Linked DNA regions of Mus musculus: region 1 is linked to region 2. A link is a loop called in an ENCODE intact Hi-C map of the cell type or tissue named here. Cell type or tissue: gastrocnemius. All regions are shown on one strand. Links, peaks and the distances in the headings refer to the core of each region. The heading gives the core; the rest is flanking DNA.

Region 1 (15,712 bases), core at 2,860-10,859, 330 kb after region 2:
AGGTGCTCCATGCCGTCCCTGACCTCCTCACTCACTCATGCTCTGGTGGGTGTCTAGCTTCGTGCTTTCACGTAGGCCATCTTACAAACGGAAGACTCTTAAATCCCAGAGAGGAAGAAGCTTACAATGTACACAGTGGGTTTGTGACAAAGCTGGCACCAAGCCAGGCTTCCCATGGCCCCTCGGTGACATAGACAATTGCCAGTGCCCTCAGATGTGAAGGGAACTCAAAAAGGGACTTTCCCAGCTCAGAACAAGCTAACTTTGTTTCCTGAACATATCCAATGGCAGTACCATGGTGGGGACCTCCTCACCCACTGGCCATACCACCCCCTCCCCACCCCGACACCTCTGCCCTCCACTTGGGCATGGTGCAGAGCTGTAGGGTGACCTTCCCAGAACCTCACGGGAAGTTCAGGGTGAATCTGTCTAACTTCTGCCCCAGCTCTTGACCGAAGACCAGAGGAATCTACCCCCAGCTCACCACCTGCGTTAGCCCCATTTCTTGGAACCCATGAACCTGCCCGTGAGCTGCCCCCAAATAAACCTGCCTTTTTACTCTCTATTTGGCTTGAATTAGCTTATCTCGTTGGTGGAGAAAAACCTATTAACTGTCTCAAAGCAAAAACAAACAAACAAACAAACAAACAAACAAAAATGGCCACGAAGAAGGAAGCATTTCCTGTCTTGTATAAACTGTATTTCATGAGAATAAAATACTTAGGACAAGTTCATTTTTATGGAAGAATTATCCAGGTAATGAGTGCAACGTGAGTAAGAAAAATCACCATTTGGCAATGCCTAACAACATAATGACTCATTAGTGGACGGCAAAGCCAATAGGGGAAAGGCCGACGGAGACTTCTATAAGGAAGAGATCAATAAGGCCTCAGATTAGTCAGCTAATAGAATATGTCAGCTAAAACATTACGCACTTCAGATTTGCTGTAATATTGGGTGTACCGAGCTGGAGATTCAGTTCAGATGTCACAGTGCTGCTTAGCACGCAGGAGGCCCTGGCTTCTATCCCTGGTACTGAATCAAATGGGAATGGTGGTGTTCACCTACAACCCCAGCCCTCAGCAGGTGGAGGCGAGAGGATCGGAATACAAGGTCATCCTCTCCTCTAAGGGGAGTCTGAGGCCAGGCTAGAATCCATCCAGCCTGTCTGGAAAACAAATGACAAACAGCACTTGAAGTGCAGATGACGGTGGCCGATGAAGTACTGTTGCCAAACACATTAAACCCCTCTAACCAAGTCTCTGGAAATGACTTTTCGTTTACTGGAAATCTAAGGCACAAGAGCAAGTTTAACTACACTTCTAGGAAACAACAAATTTTCTACAGTATGGCAACTCTGATGGGACAAATCCTCGGTGTTTCCACAAGTAAAGAGCACTGGGAACAAATAAAAAGTGAGATGGCTCAGCTGGTAGAGCAAGCTCGGGGAGCTGAGTTAGATTGATTGTTGGAGCTCTCGTGTAAAAGTGGGTGGGGAGGGCTGGGGAGAGGGCTCAGTGGTTAAGAGCACTTGGCTATGTGAGACCCTGAAATATTGCTAGCACTAATGATACTTTTTAAAATAAAAGAGGAGACAAGTAGGAGGTTGGGAAAATCTTTTGATTTTTCTTTTTGCAGACCTGTAGAGATTTTAGTCCCAAAAGGGGAAAAAATTTTGCAAAAATGTTCATACTTATTGAAGGTGAGAGGCAAATGATTAAGTTTTCTTTAATGTGATGGGATGTTGACATTTTTCTCTCCCAGCACGGGGTACTGAGCTGAGGGCCTCAAGCACTCTAGATTAGTTACATCTTATTCCCATGGCCGAGGAACTAGCAAAAAGCAATTTAATGGCGAGCGAGCGTCTGCTGGCTCATGGTTCACAAGATGCTGATTGAAGGGTACAGCCAGCCGGAAGAGCTCTGGGCAGCTAGCTGGTTGCACAGTGTCTGCAGTGAGGAAGTGGTGGACAGAGGAGGAAGGAGGGAGGAAGGAGGAGAGGGACGTGGGGGTAGAGATGTGGGGGGTTTCTGGTGGTGGGGGGAGTGGTGTGGGGAGGTGGGGTTTGTGGGTGGAATGGGTAGGGGATGGGGTGGGGGAATAGGTGGCATAGCAAGTGACAATGGGGGTGACATAGGTGGGGGGATGGGGAGTGGTGGGGAGAGATGATGCTGGTAGCATTTTATCTTCTCTTTTCCTTTGTGTCACTACATCAAAGAGGGTCTTCCCTCCTAAGTGAAAGGTCTCTGGAAATGCCCGCATAAACACACCCATGGGTGGGTCTCCTAGGAGATTCTAAAGCCAGTCAAATTGACAGTGAAGACCTGTGACAGCAGAGGAGCACACTGCCCTCTGAGCTGGACAGCCTCTTCTTAGTTTAAGACAGGGTTCTACTGAGATGCCAAGGCTGACCTCCGAACTCATTCTGTGCCCAGGCTGGACTTGGGTTTGCAACCCTCTTGTCTCAACACCTGAGGTGCTGGGATTACAGGCTGAGGACACCAGACATTTTCTACAGGAAAAAAGGTTTTTAAAACTAAATGTAGGCCGGGCAGTGGTGGCGCACACCTTTAATCCCACCACTTGGGAGGCAGAGGCAGGCGGATTTCTGAGTTCGAGGCCAGCCTGGTCTACAGAGTGAGTTCCAGGACAGCCAGGGAAACCCTGTCTCAAAAAACCAAAACCAACCAACTAACCAACCAACCAACCAACCAAACAAACAAAAAAACAAACTAAAAGTTGGAAGTTGGCCTGGAGAGATGGCTCCGTGGTTAAGAGCACTGACTGCTCTTCCAGAGGTCCTGAGTTCAATTCTCAGCAACCACATGATGGCTCACAACTACTTGTAATGGGATCTGATGCCCTCTTCTGGTGTGTCTGAAGACAGCGACAGTGTACCCACATACATGAAATAAATAAATCTTTAAAAAGAAAACGTATAAAAATAAAAAAAAAAAAATTAAGGGGCTGGAGAGATGGCTCGGCGGTTAAGAACACTGACTGCTGCTCTTCCAGAGGTCCTGAGTTCAATTCACAGCAACCACAAGGTGTCTCACAATCATCTGTAATGGGATCTGATGCCCTCTTCTGGTGCACCTGAAGACATGACATTGTACTCATATACTTTTTTTTTTTTTTTTTTTTTGGTTTTCGAGACAGGGTTTTTTTCTCTGTGTAGCCCTGGCTGTCCTGGAACTCACTCTGTAGACCAGGCTGGCCTCCAACTCAGAAATCTGCCTGCCTCTGCAGCACTCCCAAGTGCTGGGATTAAAGGCATGCCACCACTCCAGGCGTACTCATATACTTTAATTAAATAAAATCTTTAAAAAAAAAAGTTAAAACAAAAAAACAAAAGAACAAACTAAAAGTCAAAAGTCAGTAAGAAATTGGAACAAGGGCCGAGAGAGGGCTCGGCGGTTAAGAGTAGCTACTGCTCCTACAGAGGATCTGAAAGTTTGGTTCCTGGCACCACATCAGGCAGTTTATAACTACTGCCTGTCACCCCAGTTCCAGGGAGATTGACACCTCTGGGCTCCTTGGGCACCCACACTCGTGTACACAGACCCATAACAAAAATGGAAAAGAATTTTAAAAATAAGAAAGGAAATTAGAAGCCTGGCAGTGTTGGCCCACACCTTTGATCCCAGCACTCAGGAGGCAGAGGCAGGTAGGTGCATCTCTGTGAGTTGGAGGCCAGCCTCGTCTACAGAGTGAGTTACAGGATAGCTAAGGCAACACAGAGAGATCCTGTCTTTAAGAATAAAATGAAGTTACAAGAAGACACAGATTAAGAAACAGAGAAGTTCTGCATTTTTGCAATGGAAGCAAAGAGGGCAGGAAGAGTCCCCCCTGACCACAAAACTGAGAACCGGCAAAGCAGCAAGCTTCTCTGGGTTTCTCTTTTGTGTGTATTTGGTGGCTTGGGGGGGGGGGGGGGCTGGGCGAGGACAGATCCGTTGCTATACCAACACAGATGACTTTGAACTCCTGGTCCTCCTGCTTCTGTCTCCCAGGTACTAGGATTACAAACATGAACCACAATGCTTGGCTCCAGCAGTTATTTTTCTCTTCTTCTTCTAAAAATAATTAAATGTATTTATTATTTATGCATATGCATGGGTGTGTGTGTAGAAGTTTGCGTGCAGATGAGTGGGTGTGCTTAGGAGTGTGTATGTGGTGGTTCACAACTGTCTGTAACTCTCATTTCAGAGCATTTGACACCCTTTCCTGACCTCCACAGGCACGTGGCATGCACACAATACAATTACATGCATGCAGGCAAACATTCATACACACTAAAAGAAAAAAAATAAATTTTTAGAGAAAGAGTACAAAGTTCACATGCCTAAATAAACCGGTCCGGTTTCCTCCCCTAATAACCCATCTAAGCTCAAATGCACAGACAAGAGGCAAAAGCCTGCACGGGAGGCTGAGGGGTTTGCAGGGCTGGCATTACCCAGGGCATCTTGCAGCAGACAGATGCTCAGAATCCTAAGACTTCCTCCACGTCCCAAGTTGCCAGAGCAGTTCTAGAATGCCCTGCTTAGTCTCCCCTCTCTGAGTCGCTAACCCTCCTGGCTCTGCCACTGCTCTGCCACCCCTGCTCTGCCAGCAGCTTTTCCTGAGTGGGCCTGGGAGGAATCCCTCCAGAACACAGCAGGCTTGTGCTTCATGTCTACCCCCTTCCTTGGCAATTGTCACAATATGTTTCGAACCAAGGCTGGAGGAGGAAAAACGATGAATATTTACATGTAAATATTTTTGCCCTGTTGCACAGAAATAAAGATTGGAAGGAAGTCAGCTGAACACTAACAGGAAGAGACCAACAGAGGCATGGAATCAGATAAAGTTGGGCCGGGTTCCGGGCTGTGCCATTCCGTCCTAGCTGTGTGACCCTAGCAAGGAACCCTCCCTGGACAACTTTGTCCAGACCCCAGATTCCCACTGCATGAATTACTTAGCATTAACCAATCCATCCAGTATAGTTTACAGAATAAACTTGTATTCTCGGTACTTGGGAGGCTGAGGCAGGAGGATTGCTCGAAGTTCAGGGCCAGGTTGGGCTACATTGTCAGTTCCAGGTTTAATTTGGGTCACACAGACTATGCCTCAACATAATAAGACAATATCAGCTGGTCCAGGGTGGTGGCAAACACGTTTCACACAAACCAGCACTAGGGAGTCAGAGGATATTTGTGAGTTCGAGGCCAGCCTGGTCTAAAGAGGGAGTTCCAGGCCAACCAGGGCTACACAGAGAGACCCTATCAACCAAACCAGAACCAAATAAGCAAGCCAATGCAGGCTGGAGGAGAGCAAGTAACCAAGGAGACTTAATCTTGATGACTTTCTTGGTTCTTACCAATATTCCCTCTAAAACTGTTGACAGTGATCACGTAGTTCTGTTATATTGTTATAAGCACAGGCCCAAACTAAGAGTTCATTACTGGTGGACTAACTGAATTGTAAATGTTCATTTTCTGGAAATACCGACTCTTTAAATAACAATCCTATCTATTATGTATTGACACAAACACAGGACAGTATAGATTGAGTCAACCATAGGCATGTGACCTCTTCTTATTTATATATGTAGGATCTCTCAAGCCGGTAAACACAAAAATACTGTGTGTGAAAAAAAAAAGTAAAAGGATGAGGACTTTTAGTTCTACAAGGCAGTTCATGTCTTTAATCCTAATGCTCGGAGAAAGAGGCAGGCGAATCTGAGTTCAAGGCTAGCCTGGTCTACACAGTGAGAAATCCCGTCTCAAAACAAAACAAAACCTGAAAGTTCTCTCTCTTTTTTTTTCAAATTTTTTATTAGATATTTTCTTCATTTACATTTCAAATGCTATCCTAAAAGTCCCTATACCCCCACCCCCGGCCCTGCTCCCCTACCCACCCACTCCCACTTCTTGGCCCTGGCGTTCCCCTGTACTGGGGCATATAAAGTTTGCAAGACCAAGGGGCCTCTCTTCCCAATGGTGGCCAACTAGGCCATCTTCTGCTACATATGCAGCTAGAGACACGAGCTCTGGGGGTACTGGTTAGTTCATATTGTTGTTCTACCTATAGGGTTGCAGACCCCTTCAGCTCCTTGGGTACTTTCTCTAGCTCCTCCATTGGGGGCCCTGTGTTCCATCCTATAGATGACTGTGAGCATCCACTTCTGTATTTGCCAGGCACTGGCATAGCCTCACTTTTTTTTTTTTTAAGGCATGATTTCTCTGAGTGCTCTGTAGACCAGGCTGGCTTCAACCTCAGAGATCTGCTTGCCTCTGCCTCCCAAGTCCTGAGATTAAAGTCCTGTGTCACTATGGCCGGCTTAAATTGGTTTTTGTAAGGTTAATTTTTAAAAAGATTTATGAATTAGAATTACATTTTAAATGTTTTAACTTTCGCTGTGCCAGGGCCTCATATTAAAAGGGGGGGGGAGGAAGGGAGGGAGGGAGAGAGAGAGAGAGAGAGAGAGAGAGAGAGAGAGAGAGAGAGAGAGAGAGAGAGAGAGAGAGAACGAGCGAGCAGGCAGGGTTTATTGGTACGTCCAGTCTATGCTGAACCCCAGAAAACAGAAAGAAAATGCATCTCCCTCCTATCCCTGGTGCACTTCAGTTAACAATAGCATTCAGTGTTAAGTTGCTGAGGCTGTCCCCCAGCCCTCCCTGTAAGGGAAACTGCTGGAGTCACAAACGGACTCGGGAGAACTCACCTCTATCTGTCTAGCTTGCTTGTTTTAGGTTTTGGATGCTTGTTCGGTTTTGTTTGTTTTAGTTCTTTAACACAGGGTCTCACTTTGTATTCAAAAAGCCAGGAACTCACTATGTAGCCAGGGCTGGGCTCCAAGACCTTCCCGCCCCAGGAATGACAGGCATGAGCCACCATGCCTGGCAACCTAATCTTGTTGAAACTGAAGATGAAGCGCTCATGAGCCTCTCTGTTTGGCTGGGTTCTGAGAAGGGCATATCCTGCTGTGAGTGGCGGGAGGGTGCCGCCAAGTGACAAGCCTGGGCAATGGCTGGAATGTTAAAGCGTGGATGACACACCAAGGACCTCCGACTAACTCTATAAACCAAGGACCTAGATCTAGTCCCAGACTGGGCCCCAGGACTGTCCTGTATGTCCTCCCCCAAGCCGCGTTCCGACACATGGCACGACTGGAGCCCATTTCCGAGATACCCTAGGGCCAGCATCGAGCACCCAAACCCACCAAGCCACGTGGTGCCCTGTAAATCAGCCCCGTGCTCGCTTGGCTTCCGCGTGGCTACTGCTCCCATCACCCCGCGCGCTCCCCAGATTATGACCCCGCCCCTGAGGGGGCGTTCCAACCTGAAGCCCCGCCCACACACGTGCGTGCGCGTGCTCCCTGGGCCTCCTGGGACTGGCGATAGCCAAAGCTGGTCCCTGGGAAGCTTGGGTCTGGTGTCGGCCTCGGTGAGGGCTGTGATGGTCGGGTCAGAGCCGTACATGAGCTGGGCGGTCCTGGGAGAGGCTGTCGTGTGTCGTGGACGACGTCAGATCAGACGCTTGGAGGGGAGCCTGTGGGAGCTTCCAGTTTCGGGCCCAGAGGACCCAGTGCGGTCACTGGCTCCCACGCACGCGCGGAGCTCAGCTCTGCGTCGCCCCCGTGCGGACAGAGGAAGCAGTGCCTGCCTGGCACCCGAGGACTCCTCTGGGCTGCATGCGACCCAGGCACGCGTGGCCACCTAGGCGATCTACTCTCCAGACACCGCCCCCTTCCGTTGATGGACCGGAGGACGGTCTGATGTTGTCATGGCGACGGCTGACCAGTGATTTCCTCTAGCTACTGTGAATCTTACTCTGGACAGAGAGAGCACTGGAGTACGGTTACCCAGCCTCCTTGCTGTGTCCTCAGTCAGTAATCTAAATAGATGAGAATTGATCCCTCCCTAAAGCAGCAAGGCCTTGAACAACAAAGCAACCTTTCCTAAAAGCCTGCTTACCTAGTGAAATCAAAGATCAGTGATAATAAAAGTATTCTTATTCCCAGTTCCTGAAAGTGGGTAATATTTGGACCAGCGAGATGGATCAGTGAATAAAGCGTTTGCTGTGCAAATCTTAGGCCCTGAGTTTGATCCCCAGAGTCCATGCAGATGTAGAAGGAGAAAAATAAGACTCCAGAAAATTGTTGTCTGACCCTCATTTGCATGTAGCTGCATCTCCAATCCCGATAAAAATAAATGGAACAAAAAAATTAAGTTGATAAAATTTAATGAGGCTGATTAAGCTGGGTTCTTACAGAGTACCTTTGTATACATGGTAACTGCGTTCCTTACCAAATTAAGGAGTAGACACTCTTATGTAAGAAGGAAGTTTAGATTCAGAGAAATAACTTGTCCAAAGTTATACTGCGGATGTAGCTCAGTGGTAGAGCACTTACCCAGTGTGTGTGAAACTCTGTTTTCAGTCCTTGGTACAGCAAAGTCAAATACAATGGTAGGCTAAGTTCGTTGTAGTTGTTGTTGTTGCAGACAAGCTCCTATTTAGCCCAGGTTGGCCTTGCAGGCATAGCTGATCTTCAACTTCTGATTATTCTGTTTCTATTCCTCCACCCAAGTGTTTTGCACGGTGTGTGCCACCATGCCCAGTTTGAGTCAGTGCAAGGGATCAAACCCAGGGCTTCATGCATGCTAGATAACACTATCAACTGACCTGCATTCCAGCTTATATCCAGTTCTTTCTTTTAATAAACAATAGCATCATCCTGTTTCCTGCTACCCAGGGGACTTCCACGAATTTCCACGGGTGGAGTTTTCCAGAACTGCCACGTGCAGGATCAGGTTGTTCTTAGCAGACACACATTGCTTTCTATTGGGATTTGTGGTGGTTTGAAAGAAATAGGCTTATAGGGAGGTGTGGCCTTTGTTGGCTTTTAATCCCTATGCCAGTGTGCTGAGGGGTGAATGCTGAAGGATGTGTGGATCATTTAGAAAGAACATTCTAGGGCTAGAGAGATGGTTCAGTGGTTAAGAGCACTGACTGCTCTTCCAGAGGTCCTAAGTTCAAATCCCAGCAACCACATGGTGGCTCACAACTATCTGTAACAGGACCTGATGCCCTGTTCTGGTATGTCTGAAGACACCTATAGTGTACTCATACACATAAGATAAATAAGTAAATCTTTAAAAAGACCATTCTAAACAAGAGAGAGAATTGCACACATAAAGATGCAGGAGCCCAATGTGATAGTGTATGCCTGTAATCCCAGCTCTTACATGGCAGAGGCATGACACTCTTGGGTTTGTGGCTAGTCTAGGCTACAAAAGGAGTTAAAAGGCAGCTTTAACATGTCTCAAAAATTATCCAAATTTTATGACTTTAATTCCAGGACTCTGGAGGCAGAGAGGCAGGCAGATTTCTGTGAGCTTGAGGCCGGCCAGCCTGGTCTACAAAGTAAGTTCCAGGATAGTCAAAACTGCCTGAGAAACTCTGCCTCAAAAAATACCAAAATCAATCAATCAATCAATCAACCAATCAATCAATTCATCTAAACCTAAAAACCAAATGAAAACAAAGAAGTAAGAAACCAGGACTGTAGTCAGCAACAGAGACTTACTGTATCAATAACTACAGGAAGAGGGGAGTGCAGAAGAAGGAAAAAGGAAAACAGACATTTCAGAATTCAAGTATACTTGCGTTTCCTTTGAGCAGGAGATCCTAACATTAGTCAATTGAGTATCAGCCTAATGAAGTTTACCAGAAGTGACAGTAATTTTAAAATCATGGGTTAACCTTCTTGATACTGTTTCAGTTAGGATTTCTATTGCTGTGAAAAACATCATGACCGTGGCAACTTTTAAATATTATAAGTTATAGATACTGTATATTTATATATAATTAATAATTAGATTTATTATTGGGCTGGCTTACAGTTCCAGAGGTTTAGTTCATTATCATCAGAGTAGGAAGCATGGAAGCTTGCAGGCAGACTTGGTGCTGGAGAAGGAGCTGAGAGTTTTACATCTCGATCTGCAGGCAGCAGAGAGAGAGGATGATGCTGGGCCTGGCTGGAACATCTGAAACCTCAAAGCCTGCCCCCAGTGACATAGTTCCTCCAACAAGGCCACAAGTCTCTGTGAGCCTATGGGGTCCATCTGCCAGGGACCTTTGCTGAAGAAGGAATCAATGGAGACATTGGCGATCATCGTGGCAAAAGTTGTGATTGCTAGGGCAAAAGTAGCTAGCTTTTGGGGGTTTTTTTGTTTTGTTTTGTTTTCTTCTAACTCTTTGCTCTTCTGGGTCCAGAAACTGCTGGCTTCTGGGGATTGATACCTGCTGTTTAACAGTGGGGTGGGGCGGGTAATAAAATAAAGGAGTTAGCTTATTCAGGCTCTTGTTCTTTTATTCTAGAGATGCTCAGAGTTTTGTCAACTCTTTGAGACCCAGATAAAAAGGAAAAGAAAGTCACACGCACAGAAAGGAAATGTTTTATTTAGGCCATAAGCACAGACACATACACATTCACACACACACACACACACTCATGGGCTTAGGCCTGACCACCTGTCTTCTCAGCTCCACAAGTGTTCACACATACTTACATACATACACATAGACCTACATATATATGTATAGACAAACAGACATATACATATGTACAATTGGGTGGCTGAGGCAGAGCCCCAGATGCCAACCCCTTATTCCTTCCCTCTGACCTTTTTGTATTTTCTTAGACAAAGTTTTTTTTTTTTATAAAATTATCTCATAGACAAAACATTACACAAAAGGGGAGTTACAGAAGGATGTCTATAGTCAGTTCAAAGCAGTGCTTCGTTCTACAAGCTCATTATAAGTTCACAGCAACAGTTTCCCATGGCCTTGCTTTATCCTAGTGCTCACCTGTGGCTTCATCCTTGGACCTGGCCTAGGATGAATGGTTTTCCTTGTTCATGAATCTGTCCCAAGTCTATTTTTCCTTTTAGTGTAATTATGAAAGGTCATAGTGGTTTTTTTAATTACGTATTTTCCTCAATTGCATTTCCAATGCTATCCCAAAAGTCCCCCCCCACCCTCCCCCCCAACTCCCCTACCCACCCATTCCCATTTTTTGGCCCTGGCGTTCCCCTGTACTGGGGCATATAAAGTTTGCCTGTCCAATGGGCCTCTCTTTCCAGTGATGGCCGACTAGGCCATCTTTTGATACATATGCAGCTAGAGGCAAGAGCTCCGGGGTACTGGTTAGTTCATAATGTTGCACCTACAGGGTTGCAGATCTCTTTAGCTCCTTGGATACTTTCTCTAGCTCCTCCAAGTGTTTTTTATTATGCAAACTTTACTTAACTATTCTATGAGTCGAGGGTACATTCTACTCTTGATTCTAACTTTATTACATCTTTCTCTCAAATCAGCTAAAGCCATCTCCCAAAAACTTTCTAAAATTAAAAAAATCAGGAATTTAGCCAGGTGTGGTGGCGCACGCCTTTAATCCCAGCACTTGGGAGGCAGAGGCAGGCAGATTTCTGAGTTCGAGGCCAGCCTGGTCTACAGAGTGAGTTCCAGGCCAGCCAGGGAAACCCTGTCTTGAAAAAAATAAAAAAATTAGAAATTCTATAAAGTCATTAATTCATCTAAACAGCATTAGTTCATGACTGTTCAGCTTCATGTTGATCTGCAGGAGAACTGCTCAATAGGGTGGGCAGATGCCCCGGAGCCATTAAGCTGTGTACTAGGGCTAGGGAAGCCAATCAGCAGTAAGAAGCAATCCCGGATGAAGACTCTTGGGACCTTGCCTATCGGAGCAAGGCGAGGGAAAAACCAAAACTGTGGGCCGTCTCCAGAAAACTCACTCATTTGCCTTCAGCCTTTCCTAGATGGCTCCTGACACTCTTCTCATTTAAACCACGAGAAATACCAATAAATAGAAATATGTATCTGCTAAGAAGAATCTGATCCTGCAAGTGGCAATCCTATGCTACGGCAAGTGGCAATCCTGGGCTACTGCAAGTGGCAATCCTGGGCTACTGCAAGTGGCAATCCTGGGCTACTGCAAGTGGCAATCCTGGGCTTCTTGTTTATTTCCCAGATAAAGAGCTTGCTGCTGTTCATAACCTCTTTCAAGCCCCAGATCTCCTGGCTTGTCTGATTTTAGCCTTGCTTACTGGTCACGTGTTAAAGGCTCCCTGGTTTCTTTAGATTAAATAATAGTCCTTAATATGGCCTAATGAGGACCTTGGAATCTTGTGACAGGTCTTCAGAGCCCCTATCTGATTGGAGAATCCTGAGAGTGACAAAGGACCTGGTAATATTCAGGACTTCATGGTAGAAGTGACATTTGAGCTGAAACCTGTGGAGGAAACAATAGCTAAACGGGGTTTATTCTTTCGTTTTCTTTTTCATGTGTGTGGTTGCACATACATGTGGATTCACACCAGTACGTGTTTGGAATCATTCACATTGTTCAGTGTGCCCAGGTCTCTCAGTCGAATCCAGGGCTCATCCATATGGTTACTCTCCATAGCCAGCTTGCCCTGGAGACTCCTGTCCCTGCCTCTACATCGGCCACCAAGTCCACCTGGCATTTCTATGGAGTCCATGGGAATTCTGATCTATGCTTGAGTGCTGAGTAACCACTGAGCCATCTCCTCCGTCCCTGGAAAGGGCTTTCTAATGTGAGTGCCTGAACATGGCCTGAGCAAGAGTCTGGGGGAGAGGAGGTTTCAAAAGCCAGGCCAGAACCTAAAGTGACTGTCCCAGGGCATCAAGGGCAGAGCCTACTGTTAGGCACTGAGAATCCACTGAGGCTTCAAGCCTCGGGATGACAATAAGCTCACCTGCATCCTATGTGAAGAGCGCCAGGAAGTTTTTAGAGTAATAAGGCTTTAGGTCCGTCAGTCAGGAAGCCACAGGAGCCAGAGGCTGATGTAGGAGCCTCAATGCACTGCACTTATATCTTGTCTTTTGTTTTGTTTAAACACAGAATCTCTGTGTAATCTTGACTAACCTAGAACTCATGATGCACAATAGCCCAGACTCAATCCCAGTGAGATACACCTGCCTCAGGCTCCTGAGTGATTGGACTAAAGACATGCTCTTACACACACACACACACACACACACACACACACACCACACCACACACACACACACACCACACTACACCCACCCCAGCTCCACCTTGTTTTTGAATCATGGTCTCTCTCTGAGCCCGGAGCTCAGCAGCTCAGCTAGAATGGATGGATAGGCATGGAGCTCCAGGAGTCCTCCCATCTACATCTCCCCTCAATGCTGGGATCACAAGCATATAATGCCACACCTGGCTTTTTATTTTAAGATTTATACTATTTTAAATGATGAGTATGTGTATGGGTGGTGCACATGAGTGCAGGTGTCCCAGGAGGCCAGAGACATTGGATCCCCGGAGCTGACATTCCAGTTGCTGCTTCAGATTTTGCTTGCTTGTTTGTTTGTTTGTTTGTTTTTGTTTTTGTTTTTGTTTTTTGAGACAGGGTTTCAGAGTTTCTCTGTATATCCCTGGCTGTCCTGGAACTCACTTTGTAGACCAGGCTGGCCCCGAACTCAGAAATCCCCCTGCCTCTGCCTCTCAAGTGCTGGGATTAAAGGCATGTGCCACCACCTCCCGGCTTGCTTTTGAATTGTTATGTGGTTGCAACTTGAGTCCTCTGCAAGAACTGTATTTGCTCTTAACCGCCGAGCCATCTTTCCAGCACCACGACCACCTTTAATGTGGGTCCTGGGAATTGAACTCAGGTCTCCCTTGCTTGCACAAGTGCTTTACAGAGCCATCTACCTGGCAGGCCCCAAGCACACAGTTTACAAAAATTTACAGGTAGCAGTGCTTCCTATGGAGGCAGAAGGTGTCTGCTGCATTTCCCAGAGACTGTCGTTTCGACGCTGCGAGCTGGCTGCCGTTTATATCTGTCTCCGTGGTCTCTAAATAAAGATGCTTGCTTTGCCACTTCTTGGTGTTTTGGTTTTAGATACCATCTCTTGATTTTCTGCTATAAAGGACAGTTTTAACTGCACTCATCACCTGCCCAATGCACACAAAACCCCCATCTCCCATGCCAAAATATTTTTGATGCGTTCAGTATTTGTTCATTTACAAATGTTATTATTTTTCTTTTTTTTTGTCTGTTTCTCTTTTCTATGAAATTCACAGTTGTTACTTGTGGGGAGCGGGTGTGGCGGCAGTCCCAAAGGCGCTAGAGACTGCAGCTAAGTCATATGACTTGCACCTGACTTCCTCATATAAGACACAAACATCTTGAGTGCTGCGCAGGTGTACCAGGATTCAGGTGAATCCAATTTGGTGGAGATTTGCCCCTGCTGCCCTGATTAGCTGAAGCTGCGTGCCTGGTGAGGTGGCGTGGCCTGCTGTGCGTGGATGGGAACTGAGAGTATATAAGAGTGAGAGGCCCGGGTTAGAGGGAGGATTATTATTCGAGAGAGGATTGTTATTATTGGGAGATATAAACAGGGAAGATATAAACAGGGGAGATATAAAAACAAGGGAGATATATAGAGAAAGAAGAAATAGGACTGAATAAACGTGTGCAGAAGGATCCTGTAGCGGCGTCGTTCTTGCTGGCGAGTTGGGGGCGCGCTCGACAGTTGGTGCCGAAACCCGGGACAAGAAACATCTTCAGGCACAAGTGAAGAACCCCTGCTACAGGGAGGATTCAGAACTGCATCACGGGGAAGGAGTGGTTAATAAAAGTTCCTGTAAAACAGACTGTTGAGAAGGATCTGGCGTGGATTCAGAACTCTTCAGCTGGGGAACGGTACTGGTAAGTCTCCCAAATTGATCCCTGGGTTAAAGGGGGATATTTTTAAGAGAAAGAAGAAAGATGAAGACTGAATAAACTGCTGTTAGAAGGACTGGTGGTCGCGTCGTTCTTGCTGGTCGAGAGCAGACGCGACAATTGGTGGCCCGTACGGGGAACCGACTCCCCCACCGAGTTCAGAACTTTCAGCAGTCAGTGGTTGCCGGCAGGGTAAGTTCAAGGTGAGTGAAACTTGCGACCCCAGGAGTTTGGGAAGGACCTCGGATAAAATAGAGGCAAGTATAAAGTTGCCAGGAAGCAGGCACAAAGTAACTCAGTATCCCGGGATTGGGATTAGGCTCTCGGTAAAGAGACAGTAAGGCTCTCGGTAAAGAGACAGTAAGGCTCTCCGGCTCTGGAGACAAGGAAGTGAAAGTAAGAGAGAAAGTGAAAGTAAGAGGATAATAGGGACAAGTTAAGGTTCCTGGCTTTGGGACAAGTTAAGGTTCACGGTTTTGGGATAAATTAAGGAACTATGATAACCTCAGTGTAGTGATCAATAGATCCTCGCTGTGTAGTTATGCTTTTTTCTCCCGTTGACCCTTTGTGGGTAGGTCTGATAGTTTTGGTCTTGTTTGTTCTGATATATGGACTCTGTTACTGTTTGAAACTGTGTGTAGAGGCAGTCAAGACAGGTCAGAAAATCCTTACAGAGCAACAAGAAAGTATGTCGGAAGAGGAGAAGGGCTTAAAAAGAAAAAGGAAAAAGAAAGGAGACACAGTGTTATCAGGTGGACAGAAAGGACAGGACAACAGAGCTGAGGCGGAGGAGGAAGGTGAATTAGCTTCTGCTCCCCCTCCCTATGCCTCCTCGGCAGCCATCTATGGGCAGACCTTCTGTCCGGAGGTCTGGAAAGAGGATAGATTCTCCTTGATGGGATGTCCTATTTTCACTGATCAAGCTGAATTTGCAT
Region 2 (15,712 bases), core at 4,014-12,013:
ATTCGGCCCAAGAGCAATTAAAACGAAACTTCAAGTACCAAACGGTCACCGATGCCACATTGACCAAACTCCAGCATCCGAGACGTGGTGCTCTCGCGAGAGTGGACGCCAAGCAATCATGTGACAGGCCAAGATGGCGTCGCCCAGGGAGCTGGACGAAGAGTCGCCGGTTTACCTGGTGGTGAGCGGGATCCCTGCCGTGTTACGCTCGGCTCAGTTACGGAGCTACTTTAGCCAGTTCCGGGAACAGCGCGGCGGAGGCTTCCTGTGCTTCCACTACCGGCACCGGCCCGAGAGGGGCCCTCCGCAGGCGAGTCCCGAGGCGGCCCGGGCTGGCCCGGACCCCGCCGCTGAGGATCCGGTTCTCGCCCAGGCTCCGGCCTCCGATGCCCGCGCTGTCCGCGCCCGGGGCTCTGCGGCAGCCCAGACCCGCACCTGCTGCTGCGTCGTCTCGGTGAGGGGAGCGGCGCAAGCCCAGCGGCTGCTTCGCATGTACTCCGGTCGCCGGTGGCTGGACTCTCAGGGGACCTGGCTTCCCGGTCGCTGTCTCATCCGCAGGCTTAGGCTTCCCACCGAGGTTTCAGGTAAGGGGGAGAGAATGGACCGGACGCACGGCCCTTGGAAAAGAGGCGCATTGCCTGGGTGGTTAAGATAGGTTATCACTGTTTAGAGCTTAAGTTAGTTCTGGACAAAGCTACAAGTTTTCAGCCCAATCTGCATGTTTTTACTCAAGGACTTACAAGGCAAAACAGACAAAACAACTGAGATCTGTATAGATAAGTTTCAAATGTATCCCCTCTTAAGGACCATTTCCCTAAGGGTGGTGATTTTTGTACTGACATGATTTCTTAAAAAGGATATTTGGAGCCCGGTGCGCTAAGGCACGCCTTTGATCCCAGCTCTCAGGCGGCAGAGGCAGGAGGATCTCTGAGCGAGCGAATTCCAGGACAGCCAGTGCTACACAGAGGAACCATATCTTGAAATGCACAAAGGAAACTTGGTTTCTTCTAATCTAACCTAGCGACTGGAAGACAGGCTCTGCAGAGGAAAGAGCTGGGGGCAGCAGAGAGGGGCTGGGCACAAGTGTGTCCATTGGGGAAAAGGAAGCCAGGTGTTTTAAAATGCCAGATGGAGAGGTTTAAATAAATTATTTTGAAACAGTTCATCCTAAAGAGTCATTAGCAATAGTGGTGGTATATATGCCTTTAGTTCTAGTGCCTGGGAAGTAGAGGCAGATGGATCTCTGTAGTTCTAGCCTGGCTTGGTCTACAAAGTGAGTTCCAGGACAGCCAAGACTATCTAGCTCTGACCCTGTCTCAAAAGTTAAAAAAATAACATACAAAACAAAAATGAAAAACTGGTATCAGCTCAAAGTTAAACAGTTTCATAGAAAGAGGTGTGTGTGTGTGCGTGTGTGCGTGTGCGCGTGTGCACACACACTCGAGTGCATATGCCGGCTATGGTTTAAGCAGAATCTTTAGGAGCAATGTCTTATCAAGACATACAGCATGAGCTGCCTCTCTATGTGTGTGTCTCTCTCATGTAATCTATGCTGGCCTCAAACTCTATGAAAGTTCCAATGACCTTGAGCCAGGTGTGGTAGTGAACCCCTTTAATCCCAGGAAAAGCAATCAAATTTCTATATTCAAGGCCAGCCTGGTTTACATGTCTAGTTTCAGACCAGACAGGGTCTGCCTCAAAAATAAATAAACAAAAGAAGTAACCTTGGGCTCCTGCCTGTGCCTCCCATGCTGGGATTATAAGTGTATGCCACCATATTTGATCAGCCCATCATTTTCTTATGGACTTCTCAAAACAATCCTTTGCTACCAAGAAAGATTGCTTATCTTGCTACCCGCTCTGAAGACCTGACTTGGATCTCAGGACCCACATAGTGGGAGGAGAAAAGCAACTCCAGCAAGCTATATCCTGGCCTCCATAGGTGCACTGTAATGTGCACACCGCAGTAAAGAAACAAAACGTAGGGGGCTGGTGCGATAGCTCAGCAGGTAAGAGCACTGACTGCTCAAGGTCCAGAGTTCAAATCCCAGCAACCACATGGTGGCTCACAACCATCTGTAATGAGATCTGAAGACAGCTACAGTGTACTTATAAATAAATAAAACCTTTTATTAAAAAAAAAGAAAGAAAGAAACTGTAATAAAAAAAATCAGGGCTGGAGAGATGGCTGAGCACTGGCAGCTCTTCCATAGGACCCAGGTTCAATTCCCAGCAACCACATGGCAGCTCACAACCCTCTGTAACTCCAGTTCCAGCAGATCCAACACACACACACACACACACACACACACACACACACACACACACACACAGAGGCAAAACACCTCTGTGTTTAGTGCACATTAAAAAAATCATTTGTGGGCCTGGTGAGATGGCTCAGTGGGTTAGAGCACCGACTGCTCTTCCGAAGGTCCAGAGTTCAAATCCCAGCAACCACATGGTGGCTCGCAACCATCCATAACGAGATCTGACTCCCTCTTCTGGAGTGTCTGAGGACAGCTACAGTGTACTTACATATAATAAATAAATAAATCTTAAAAATAAAAAAATAAAAAAAGAAAAAAGAAAAACAAAAAAAATCATTTGTGTCTGGAACACCAGATATGCGCAGTATGTGACAGCTCAGGATCAGAATACAGTTGCGTGGTAATGGTTCTATTCTAGTACCAATAAAAGCTGGTCCTCGGGAAGCAAGTATTGAAGATACTTGTGTATTCCTCTGGGAATACACACTCCGAATATGCACAGACAGACCCTGAGTCACATTTACATTTATTTGTCGGGTAGAGGATACACACAACACCAGTGTGGCAGTCAGAGAACAACTTGTATCACGTTTGCCTTGTTAGCCTTTTATTTTTAAAGATTTATTTATTTATTTTAGGTATGTGAGTACATGGTAGCTGTCTTCAGACACACCAGAAGAGGGCATCAGGTCCCATTACAGGTGGTTGTGAGCCACCGTGTGGATGCTGGGATTTGAACTCAGGACCTCTGGAAGAGCAGTCAGTGCTCTTAACCGCTGAGCCATGTCTCCAGCCCCCAAGTCTTTTATTTTTAAAGAAATAAGTCTTACTATGTTTTAGCCTAACTGGCCTCTAATTCACGATCCTCCTGCCTCACTTTCTTGAGTGTGCTGACCTCATAGATACCACCATGTCTGATAGGAAGCAGATTTAAACTGTGATTTACTTCTGGCTCGAATATTGCTAAAAATCATTTAGGGCTTTAACATCCAGTCTTTTCCCTCCTTCCTAAGATCTGGGGTCCTTTCCCTTTAAGACCCGGAAGGAACTACAGAGTCGAAGGGCGGAGAATGAAGCTTTTACCCTGGCTGACCTGAAGCAGCTCCCGGAGCTGAATCCGCCAGTGCTGATGCCCAATGGCAATGTGGGCACCCCCCTGCGGGTCTTTTTAGAGTTGATCCGGTCCTGCCGTCTACCACCTAGAATCATTACCCAGCTACAGCTCCAGTTTCCCAAGACCGGCTCCTCCCGGCGCTATGGCAACGTGCCCTTTCTGTATGAGGACTCAGAGACTGTGGAGCAAGAAGAGCACGTGTACACAGCAGAAGGGGAGGAGATCCCCCAGGGGAGCTGCTCGGAAGATCCAGCAGCTGGCTCCTTTGATGAGCCGGAGGATGAAGGGCAGCAGCAGGAGGAGGAGGAGGAGTCTGGCTCAGAAGAGGTAAGTAGTGTAGCACTTTGCAGAGGCCAGGTCAGGGCTGGCTTTGGAACGTTTACCCAGCAAGCACAAAGCCCTGAGTTTGAATCCCAGACTGCGCAAACCCGGCAGGGTGGTACACATCTGTAATCCTAACCCTGGGGGAGATGGAGGCAAGAGGATCCGAAGTTCAAGGTCATATTCAGGTGCGTAGAAAGTTCAAACTCATTACATGAGATTCTGATTTAAAAAAGAGGAAGACAGGCTGGGGTTCTTCTGTCAGGGGTATGACTGAGGCTCCTCCACAGAGCAGAAGCTCTCCGACAGTGACTGTGAAATTCCTTTTATGTGTGCATTTTATGCCTTTTTGAGGGGAGATGTCCAGAGTTTTTATCAAAAGATTACCAAATGTATTGCCTTCCATACATAGGCTCCTTTTCAGAGATGGAAGGAACTCAGCAAGAGGTGTACAAGAATTTACCCAAGAGCGTGTGAGGAAGTAGGAATAGCGTCAGGACAGGAGCCCGCTTCCTTCGTGAGGCTTCTCCAACCTCCTCTTTCATCGGGTCTCTAGCCCCTCAAGTCAGTGCACCGAACATCAGCCGCTAGTCTTAGCTTTGTCACCAAAATAGACATTTAGTTTTCCTCTCCTTTCTCGATGGAATCTGTTGTGAAGCCTTTTATCATTTATTGATCGGGCTTTTGAATACTCCCTTCTGTCTACACCTGATACCTGACCTTACCTCCTTCCCAGATCTGCAGCCTTAGTTCCTCTAGCATCTTAGGGTTTAACCAGGATGGGAACCCAAGGAGTCAAGCCAAGAGCCATGCTGTCATTCCACAAGCGCAGTTATGCACACTGTAGCAAGGATCAGCACTGAATGCTAGAGCGCTTCTCCTATCCATTCCCTGCTCTTAAAGAACCTGTGTGTTGAAACGAGAACTGTGAGGTGACGAACTGGCTTTGCCTGCTGGTTCTGCTGCCCTTGGCATAGCATTGTGGGCAAATCACCTTATGTCTGAACCTAGGCTCCCTCCTGTAAAATGGGAGTAATGGCCCTTACCTCACTGGGACGATTCCAAGAGCCCAGTTATAGGAAGGGCCTGACCAGCAGGAGATAACACTTGTCCTGTCCCTTCTTTTTCATGACATAATTGAGAAAGGCTTAAATGTCATGCACTGACTAACATTACTGGTGAGAGAGCCATGTGTTGAGTGGGCTTTGTGCAGGCTGCAGAACTCAGCCTGAGGCTGTAAACGGGTAGAAAAGCAAAGGGGGTCAGGAGGAAATGCCTGACCAAACGCACAGGAGGTGAGAGTGAGCAGGGGGGCCAGGGCTTTCAGGCCTAAATATGCTGCCCCCTGAGGGTACCCTGCGAGGTCCAGGTCCCACGTCCCCCTCTGGGCCCAGAAACTCCTTCCTTTTAGGAAGTCAGAAACAGGTCCCCTCCCTGTCCCCTGTCCATCCTCCCAGGACGATGACCGGGGTGAGGAGTGGGAGCGACACGAAGCTCTGCACGAGGATGTGACCGGGCAGGAGCGGACTACAGAGCGGCTCTTCGAGGAGGAGATTGAACTTAAGTGGGAGAAAGGTGGCTCTGGCCTCGTGTTCTACACCGACGCTCAGTTCTGGCAGGAGGAGGAAGGAGGTAAGACCAGGAAGCAGTCAGGCTTGTGGTTACTGGGACAATGCCAGAGATGGATCGATTCCTAAAGAGAAAAGGGTTGGCTCAGTTTAGAGGTCTGAAGCATGGCAGCCGGCTCTCCTGCCTGTGGTGAAGCTGCACGTTATAATTGGAGCCTGTGATGCAAGGAAGCCTGTTCACCTCATGGCTGGGGTGCAAAGGAGAGCGAGCGAAGGAAGAAGAAACTTGGGTCTCACATTCCTTTTGGAGGGCATGAATGAAGCTCCACCTCTGAAAGCTCCCGTTACTTCCCACTGGACTAAGCCTTTAACACGTGGGTCTGTGGGGATGTTTAGGACCCAGACCGTTAGGTTGGAGCCCAGGCAGAGGTTGGCAAGCCAAGGTTGGGGGTCTCTGCTCCACATGGTGGATTTCCTGACAACCTAATAAAAATAAATCTAGGAAATGGCTTCCCTCCTATCTAAATGCAGGCTGCTTTTCCCATTTTGGAATGAGGAATTGGTGGACTAGAATCGGGAATATTTGTCTAACTTTAGATTTAGCTTGAAACACATCTGGGAGTCATTGGGGTGGGACATAGAGTTTGGAGGTAGAGCACTTAAGTTTGTGCAAGGTCCTGGGACTGATCCTAGTCCAAGGACCAAAGAACTCTGAGTCGCTAACCCGTGCCTCCCGTTGCTTTCGTCCCTGTAGATTTTGATGAGCAGACAGCTGATGACTGGGACGTGGACATGAGCGTCTACTACGACAGAGGTACTGAGCGAGGGGTGGCAGTCCCGGGACGATCTTGTGCCCTAGTCCTGTACACTAGCCACACCTGCTTGTCAGAGGCCAAGTTGGGGGACCAGGGGCAAACTACTGTACACTCATTCTCAGTGTGCCCAAGGGAGATGGTTCTACAACCCCCATGGACACAAAACCTGCGGCAGAAGCTTTCTTACACGGTGGGATAACATTTGCTTAGGCCTACACACATCCTTACGCATACTTAAAATAATCTCTCTCAAAAAGAATAATTGCCAGGCAGTGGTGGTGAACACAGGTAACCCTGGCAGAGATAGGCCGGTCTTTGTGCGTGTGAGACCAGCCTGGTTTAGAAAGTGAGTTCCAAGGCATCTAGGGCTACACAAAGAAACCCTGTCTTTAAAAAGAAAAACAGAAACAAATAAAGTCATCATGGGCTGGGCCTACAGCTCACTGGTACTTTCCTAGGCCGTGTGAGGCCCTGGGTTCAATTCCAGCACCAGGAAAAAAGTTATTACCAGCTATGGTGGTGTAATGTACAGTGCAGGAGATCCCTACACTGGGGAAGTGAGATGTGAAGGTTGCTGCTGGTTTGAGGCCATCCTGGGCTACAATGCGGTCCTGGCTCAGAAGGAACCAACAAACTAACTGTGGCTGTTTCCTAAATGATGGATGCTCAGGAATTGTCCTTAGGAGTAATGCTGGGTGAGGGGTCTTGCGTGGTGGTGCGGATGCAGTTGTTTTCTGAGTAGTTTTAAACTGCTTGGCTCTGCAGGCGCAGAGCCTGGAGAAAGAGGCTGACTGCACTCACCACCTCCACCTGAGAGCACTCGCTATCTGTAGCTGGGTTGAAGTGCTGGTGGTCGGCAGACCCTTGATCCTCTCTGTGGGAACACCCCTCGGTGGGTTCCGGGTGAATAGGCTAAGTACTTAGAAGCTTGGCTTTTGGTCAACTCATAATTCTGAAGTGAGAAACAAACTGGGATTTTTGTTTTATTTTTGTTTTTTATTTTGTTTTGATTTTTAAGACATTGTGTAGCATTGGCTTCCAAGAACTTGCTATGTAGAGCAGACGACCTCAAAGTCACCAACATCCATCCTCCTCCTCCTGCCTCCCGAATGCCAGTGTTTAAGATTTATGCCGTGATTCCTTGCCATTTTTCTAGATAAGGACTTTTTTTTTAATGTTTTTTGTTTGTTTGAGTCAGGTCTTACTATGTAGCTCTGGCTGTCCTGGAACTCACTCTGTAAACCAGACTGGCCTTGAACTTAGAAATTCACCTGTCTCTCCCCCTCAAGTGCTGGGATTTAAAGGTGTGCGCCACCACCATGTCCAGCTGAGACTGATTATTTTTGTCTTAGACAAATATGTGTTTTACCTGCATGTAAGTATACCATGTGCTGGTGCCCTTGGAGTGCAGAAGAGGGCATCAGATCCCCTGGAACTGGTGTTACAGACAGTTGTGAGCTGCCATGGGCATGCTGGGAAGTGAACCCAGGTCCTGTAGAGGATCAGTACACTGACTGCTGGACCATCTCTCTGGTTCCCAGTAACCTGGCTTCTGGTTTTATCTCTGCCATTCTTTGATGTCTGCACCCTGCCTCATCTGGAAGAAGAGAGCCAAGGTTCCTGTTCCTGTTGGGCTCCCAAGCTCGTAAAACATTTTACAGGACATTGTGAACATGAGTCAGAGATCTTGTGAGGGGACCCCAGCATCTCATCCTCCCGGGGACAGGGACTCTTTTACAGAATGGGTTGTGTTCCTGCAGATGGAGGAGACAAGGATGCCCGTGACTCTGTCCAAATGCGCCTGGAACGGAGACTCCGTGAGGGTCAGGAAGATGGCTCTGTGCTAGGTGGCCAAGTCGGCACCTTTGAGCGCCACACCAAGGTAAGTGAGTGTGGTTAACCACAATGCCATTCCCTCTTCCTCCATTCCTCCTGCTCCAAGGAGCATGCCCACTCTCCCTTCTTCTTTCCTTCCCTTCCCTTCATTCCTTTTTTTTTTTTTCCGGTTTTTCGAGACAGGGTTTCTCTGTGTAGCCCTGGCTGTCCTGGAAGTCACTTTGTAGACTAGGCTGGCCTTGAACTCAGAAATCCGCCTGCCTTTGCCTCCCAACCATTCCCTCTTCTTCTTACATCCTTTGAGGCAGGGTCTCATATGTAGCCCAGCCTGACCTCGAACTTAAATCTCTGCTCCATCTCCCAAGTGATGGAGCCTGCACCCCTGCCACACTTGAGCCACTTCTTTCTCTGGACTCTCGCTTCTTCCTTTGCAGGGCATCGGCCGGAAGGTGATGGAGCGCCAGGGCTGGGCTGAAGGCCAGGGCCTGGGCAGCAGGTGCTCCGGGGTGCCTGAGGCCCTGGATGGAGATGGCCAGCATCCTAGATGCAAGCGCGGCTTGGGGTGAGTGCACCTGAGGGGCTCCCTAGGCCATTGTCCAGCTGTGCTGCTGTCTGCTTTCCCTCTTGCCATTGTTTTGAGGTGGGTGTGGGCCCCTCTAAATGAACAGCTTCACAGCAGGTGTAGAAATAGATGACACTGTCCTTATTTTCATTTTAAACCCAATCCTACAACTTAAAGGATCACGGGGCCCTCAGGGAAGTCATTTCCTCAAGTCTGGGTTTTGGCTTCATAAGGGAGTCTGTTGTGGAAATGAAAATTCCCAGGTCCCTGATAGTTGACACTCCTCTCCAGAGGCTGGAGAGCAGAATTTGGAGACAATGCTTTGTCTTTGGTGCTGGAGGTGTGGCTCAGGAGTGAGTGTGTCCTTGCCCCGGGTTCTTGTGCTATGAGCATGAGACCGCTCTGATAGAACAAACCAGATATGTAGTAATTACTTCCTGTCTCTTGCTAACCTCTTTACTGGGCTTTGAAGAGAGCAGCCTTCTCACCAAGAGCTCTGTTTTATCCAGATACCATGGAGAGAAGTTACAGCCATTTAGGCAACTGAAGAGGCCCCGTCGAACTGGCTTGGGGCTCATTTCCACCATCTATGATGAGCCTCTGCCCCAAGACCAGGGGGAGACCTTGCTCCGGCGCCAGCCACCCACCAGCATGAAGTTTCGGACAGATATGACTTTTGTGAAGGGTTCTAGCTGTGCCTTGGACAGACCTGAGCCCGAGTGAGCCTATGTCCTTGGTCAGGATCACTCTGCGGCAGGGACTTAGCCCTCTGCCTGGATCTTGCCCTGTGGACCTGAGAAGCAGCCCAGAGCCTGGGAGCAGCCCTGAGCATGCCCAGTTTCTCTACCTCAAAGATGATATCACCAAAAGCCCCTCCGTCTCCTGGGGTGTTTGTGCCTAAAGGCCTTCCCTTGGTCTCCAGGCCCTAGTGCTTGTTTGGGTTTGCCCAGAACAGTGAAGATCTGGACTGCCTGTGGCACCGTCCAGTCGGGTTTGAGGGTTGTCTGAAGAGCTCCGTGAAGCTGGGAAAGGGGACCAGAGAATTGATCCAGAGAGCGTCGCGGTCCCTTACCACGTCTACCCTCTGCCTAGAGACGGATCGGTGCGAGAATAAACCAGTTTACCCGGCATGGAGATCTGCCTTAGTGAAGCCTGGGGAAATCTTAAAACCGGAGGTGTGCGGTTGCGTGACCACAGCCTATGCCGTGGCCGTGTGGGTGGGACTTCCTCTCCAGACAAGTTCCGGCGGAATCCGGAAGTCGGAACTTTTCCCTTCCTTGCCGGGTAGTTTGTTCGTTTTTCTGCTTGAGTTTACTTGGTGAGGCGCCCGTGGGCTGCCAGCTCCACCCATGGCGGGGGCCGCCCCGACTACGGCCTTCGGGCAGGCAGTGATCGGGCCCCCGGGCTCGGGGAAGACCACGTACTGCCTGGGCATGAGTGAGTTCCTGCGCGCTCTGGGGCGGCGCGTGGCGGTGGTGAACCTGGACCCCGCTAACGACGGACTGCCTTACGAGTGTGCGGTGGACGTGGGCGAGCTGGTGGGGCTGGGCGACGTGATGGACGCGCTGCGCCTGGGGCCCAACGGTGGCCTGCTCTACTGCATGGAGTACCTGGAAGCCAACCTGGACTGGCTGCGCGCCAAGCTGGAGCCCCTGCGAGGCCACTACTTTCTCTTCGACTGCCCCGGCCAGGTGGAGCTCTGCACGCACCACACCGCCCTACGCAGCATCTTCTCCCAAATGGCCCAGTGGGACCTCAGGGTGTGTCTCGGGTCGGGCAGAAGGAATCCCTGAGACCGGGAGGCGGATAGGTGCCACGCCCCCAAGTTACATTGGGAGATAGCGGCTGAGTTAAGTTTGAAGCAGAACTAAAGCCTCTGAGATAGAATTTTAGCTCGGCCCCAACTCATTTCATGGTCTTGGAAAGTCCTTTCACTCAGTTTTGTCATCTCTAAAATGAATGTGACAGTTCCCAATTTTAAAAACAGTGGAAGTGACTACACAGAAAGTGGCTTAGTGATTGGTTAGTTGGTGTTCAGAAGTGTGATGAAAGAGTAGAGAGGTAGGTGCAGTGTGATTTGAACCCTTTGTCCACTGCAGGAACTGTGCAAGAGACCTTGGAAGAGGTGTTGGAGATTAGCTCAGTGGTAGAGAACTTGTCTAACAAGCAGAGGCCACAGTCCCTGGGTTTGGTCCCCAGAATAGTAGGAAGGACAAAATGGTAAAATTGCCCCCTATCTTCTTGGAGGAGGACATGATGTTATTAAATTTAAATTAAGTTGCCTGGCGGTGGTGGTGCACGCCTTTAATCCCAGCATTTGGGAGGCAGAGGCAGGCTGATTTCTGAGTTCGAGGCCAGCCTGGTCTACAGAGTGAGTTCTAGGACAGCCAGGACTACACGGAGAAACCCTGTCTTGGAAAAAAAAAATTAAGAACAAGAGGCAGGAAAATATCTCAGGCCTGTAACCCCAGCAATGTGGTGTGGAGGCAGAAAGAGTTCTGGGCCATCAAGCCCTGTCTCAAGCAGGCACATGAACAGGAAATAGAACAGTACTAAGGAAGGAATAGAACAGTACTAAGGAAGGAATAAAACAGTACTAAGGAAGGAATAGAACAGTACTAAGGAAGGAATAGAACAGTACTAAGGAAGGAATAGAACAGTACTAAGGAAGGAATAGAACAGTACTAAGGAAGGGTACACTGGATCCGTGGGCTGCCAGGCTCTCGAGGGAGATGTGGGCTCAGAAGTGTCCTCCCTCACCAGGTCAGTCTTCCTCTCACCCTGTACCTTCTGCTCACAGCTGACTGCTGTCCACCTTGTGGATTCTCACTACTGCACAGACCCAGCCAAGTTCATCTCCGTCCTGTGTACCTCCCTGGCCACCATGCTGCACGTGGAATTGCCCCACATCAACCTCCTCTCCAAGATGGACCTTATTGAACACTATGGGAAGCTGGGTAAGAGACTGCCTGCAGCGCGAAGGGAGCTACCTCGCTGCCTTCCTGACTTTTGGCCATTATTTTGTGCGCTGTGCTAGATGCCACAGTTGATTTAGAGATGAGAGCTACAGATGGGGCTTTAAAGGATTTAAAACAGGTGGTAGTACAGTGGCTGGCTGAAGGGAGTGGATCACAGCTCACTGCTCTGAGCCATGGCACCCTGACTTTTGGGTACCTGTTCTGGCCTGTACAGTAGAGGCAAAGTGCTGTCCTAGTTGGGGCTGTTGTAATCAAACTACCATCAACCCAGTGCCTAAGACAACGGACATTTATTCCTCATGTTCTAGAGAGTGGGAAGTCTTAAGACCTGCATGGGTAGATGCAAGGTCTGGCTAGTAGGTGGCCACCTTACCCCTGCATCCTCACATGGCAAGGGGAGTTGGGTAGTGTCATGTCGCAATGGCCAGCATATCTTTCTGCCAGATCATTTCTCTGCTGTGCTAGTAGCATGGGCTCTTTAAACTCCGAAGTCATAAAGGAACAGAGGGAAGGAAGCTGATGTCTAGCAGGTGAGCAGAGGGGGAGGCTGGGAAATGACGTGGAAGTGGCCTTGCCTGGTGAGGACATGGAAGGATGCCAGCCACATCAGTCAGCTCATCTTCGAGGGCAGCTGACCACGGAGCCCAGTGGCTGTCAGGGCACTCTTCCTCTTTATTAGGAAACTGTGCATGGAGCAAAAGCCTGCTGTTAGAGCATCTGCTCTGGTCCTGCTCTAAGGAACTGGCCCAGGAAGGGAAGGTGCCTTACCCAGGAGGCCTTGCTGCTGGACTGAAGAGCGATTCAGTTTGACCAGCGTTTCCTAAGTCCTTCCAGTGTGTGTGCTAAGGCCCTGGGCTCTGACCAAGCTTCAGGAAGCAGGGACTAAGCATAGTTCTCAGTACCTGTTTGACACTGGTGTGGACAACCATTGACTGACTGTTTCTGTGTACAAGGCAAGATGATGGGTTTACAAGCTGTAGTCCTCACAACAGTCCCAAAAGGTGTGGTGGTGCATGTCTCTAATCCCAGCACGTGGGAGAGGAAGGCAGGAGGATTGCTTTCAAAGCCAGCTTGTTATGTGATACACAGAGGCCAAAAAAGGAAGCTGGTCTCCCTGAAGCTGCAGTACAGGCAGTTAGTTGTCAGCCACCATGGAGATACTGGGGCCTGAACTCAGGTCCTCTGAAGGGTGGCAAGCGCCCTTAACCTCTCAGGCTGCCCATTTGAATTAAATGTGTTCATTTGTGGGGGACACGTGCTTGTGTGGAGCCGATTTTCTCCTTCTCTTGTCCTAGAGATTGGCCTCAGGAATGGCTCCAGTTGTCAGTGTGCGTGGGCAGTCTCGGACACTCATTTTAATTAGGGTCTCACTAAATCGCCTAGACTGACCTTAAATTTACTATGTAGTCCAGGGTAGCCTTGAACTTTCTTTCTTTTTTTTTTTTTAAAGACTTATTTATTTATCATATGTAAGTACACTGTAGCTGTCTTCAGACACTCCAGAAGAGGGCGTCAGATCTCATTACGGATGGTTGTGAGCCACCATGTGGTTGCTGGGATTTGAACTCGGGACCTTTGGAAGAGCAGTTGGGTGCTCTTAACCACTGAGCCATCTCACCAGCCCAGCCTTGAACTTTCAACCCTGCTGACTTGGCTGCTTATATACCTGGGATTACCAGCCTGTGCCATTGGGTTTTTTGTTCTTGTTTGTTTTGAGACAGGGTTTCTCTGTGTAGCCCCTGACTGCCCTGGAACTTGCTTTGTAGTCCCAGCTGGCTTCAAATTTAAGAGATCTGCTTGCTTCTGCTTCCCAGGTGCTGGGACTAAAGGCCTGAGCCAACAGTGCCCTTCAGCATTTCTCTTCTTAGTTACATCAGTTCACTGCGGTTCACGGCAGCAGCAGGTGTCTTAGTGAATGTGAATAATGGGGGATCAGGAGTCAGCGTGCAGCTGTGCCCTTACCCTCAGCACACAGGAGCTGTGAGAGCCAGCCTGGGCAGCTCACACGGTGGCAGACTAGCCAGAGCGGAGGTGTGAAACGCTGTCTCAGCGAAATAACGACAAAGAGACAAAGAAGACACAGCCCCAGACTTTGGGTCTCTCTTCTCTCATAGTGCCGTAGTCCAGCACCGCATGTAGCCAGGCTAGCACTCCACTGCCTGCTTTGTTCAAAAGTCAACTGGGTATGACCCCCACCCTCACCCCCAAGCGCTGAGGACTGAACCCAGGGCTTTACCACTGAAGTCAATCCCCAGCCCTGGTTGTGGTTTTTAATCCCCCTTAGGGTGTTAGGAACGGAACCCAGGGCCTTGCAAATGCTAAACATGTCTATCACTGAGCTACACCCTCCGCTGCTGCAGCCCTGAGGCCTCCCGCCTAGTGTCAGCAGCATCTGACTCCATCTCTCCTCAGCCTTCAACCTGGACTACTACACGGAGGTCCTGGACCTTTCCTACCTGCTTGAGCACCTGGCGTCTGACCCTTTCTTCCGGCGCTACCGACAGCTCAATGAGAAGCTGGTGCAGCTGGTGGAAGACTACAGCCTGGTCTCCTTCATCCCCCTGAACATCCAGGTAGTGGCCAGTGAGAGAGCTCTTCCCTGTGCTGCAGCTCTGACATGCCACGGGCATAGAGAGATTTGAGGTCCTGGGTCTGTCCTTGACTTGCTTTCAGGCCCAGGAGCAGACTTCATTCAGTCCTGCTGATTCGGAGCCACCAGGCCTCTGCTTGTGTTTCCTCCCATGTGTGAATGAGCATAAGTGAGTCCAGAGAGTCACCAACAGGTGACCCACGACCAAGGGGTCCGTTTAGCTGAGTGGCTGTGTTGAGTTTGCAGAGTGGCCTGTGGCCTCTGTGTCTCTCATCCTTTTAAAGTGGAGGTAACCCAGGAGACACTGTGGTCTTAGATTCCTTCCTGCAGTGGAGACCTGAGCCAGCTTCCCCTCTAACTCAGTGATTCTCACCTTGGAGGTTGTGACCCTTTTGAGGGTCACATAACAGATACCTTCCATTTTACATTTTTTTTTTTTACATTATGGTTCATAACAGTAGCGACATTACAGTTATGAAGTAGCAAGAAAATAATTTTATGGCTGGCGGTCAGCACAGCCTGAGGGACTGGATTGAAGGTTGAAGTGTTAGGAAGGTGGAGGACACTGCTCTGACAGCACACTTGGCTCCTGCGGTGTGACAAGAGTGTGCATGCAGCCCTCACTGCCGGGTGCCTTCCCGGCCAGCACTGTGCCGAGGGCTGAGCGCATTATGTTGGGCTGTATGTTTCATTGAGATATATGGACTGTTCTGACTGTCGTCTGTGCACGAGGAAACCGTTAGAGGACAAATGACGCCGGTATGCTCACTGTCAGTAGTTCTGTCCAGACACTGGGGGGACGCTGATCTTCACTGACTTCTGGCCCAGGAAGAGAAGAGTGAGACAGTTTTCTAGGATGGTAGGGAGGCTCCCACAGGAGAAGGCCCTAGGCAGGGACTGCACAGGGGACCTGACCTTCTAATCTAATCTGGGCAGTTGTCCGCCTAGCCAGGCCCCTGAGGAATGGAGGGCTGTCCTGGGCCAAGGAAAGTTCGTATGTGTCCTAGGAGTTAGACGAGGCCAGTTAGCTGTGGTCTCAGCTCTCCACAGCTGACTCACTCACTGAGTTCTCTTCTCTGCTCTGCTCAGGACAAGGACAGCATCCAGCGAGTCTTACAGGCTGTGGATAAAGCTAATGGCTACTGTTTTGGGGTTCAAGAGCAGCGAAGCCTGGAAGCCATGATGTCCGCTGCAATGGGAGCTGATTTTCACTTCTCCTCGTATCCTTAGGGACCATGGGAAAGGACGAATGGAAGGGCCCCAGACGCAGAAGCCTGGAAAGGAAATGGCGTTGGGCTGTGGGAGAAATGCAAGGACTTCAGTTTGCTTTCTGTATTACATTTAAAGGAAGAAGAGGTGCTGGAGGGAGGGGGCGTGGCTGGCAGTGGATCACTGGGGTGTAGCCCAGGATGGGGTGTAGCCCAGGATAGAACCCACGCCTTCTGCCATTAGTGCAAGGGTAAGGATTTATTTAGTTTAGTGTTTTGAGACAGGGTCTCTCTAGCCTTAGCTGGCCTACATCGGCCTGTGTAGTGCAGGCTAGCCTCAATCTTGATCTTCCTCCCTGGGTTTCTGAGAGCTACTGCACATTTTAGGAACCACCCTGTAAATGTGGCAAATGCACTTGGTGGGTGTAATTAGGAGTAGCAGAGTTCTTAAGA

Evidence for each region. Peaks named below come from ENCODE experiments on the same cell type or tissue, not always from the same donor. Only the 100,000 strongest peaks of a DNase experiment are listed, where the experiment ranks them.
Region 1: it touches region 2 in a loop (7-fold over the local background); 2 of 42 quality-filtered maps call a loop at or near these places.

Annotation. Positions count from the first base shown.
Region 1 is chr4:133,903,441-133,919,152 of GRCm38, forward strand. No RefSeq gene overlaps it. Among named protein-coding and RNA genes, the nearest start is that of Rps6ka1, 24 kb to the left of the region's middle. In gastrocnemius, for the core only: a CTCF peak has its summit at 6,982; DNase peaks (open chromatin) are centred at 6,986, 7,370 and 7,613; H3K4me3 peaks cover 1,516 bases; H3K27ac peaks cover 1,805 bases.
Region 2 is chr4:133,574,627-133,590,338 of GRCm38, forward strand. It overlaps Gpatch3 (G patch domain containing 3), which reads left to right and starts at 119. Exons shown (of 7, transcript NM_172876.2): 1 at 119-584; 2 at 3,281-3,708; 3 at 5,160-5,334; 4 at 6,025-6,084; 5 at 7,846-7,967; 6 at 8,356-8,483; 7 at 8,993-9,616. The coding sequence starts at 134. The coding sequence ends at 9,206. Gpn2 (GPN-loop GTPase 2) reads left to right here and starts at 9,747. Exons shown (of 5, transcript NM_133884.2): 1 at 9,747-10,243; 2 at 11,284-11,440; 3 at 13,874-14,034; 4 at 15,141-15,271. The coding sequence starts at 9,833. In gastrocnemius, for the core only: no CTCF peak of the experiment used is centred there; DNase peaks (open chromatin) are centred at 8,417, 9,744 and 10,077; H3K4me3 peaks cover 1,703 bases; H3K27ac peaks cover 1,481 bases.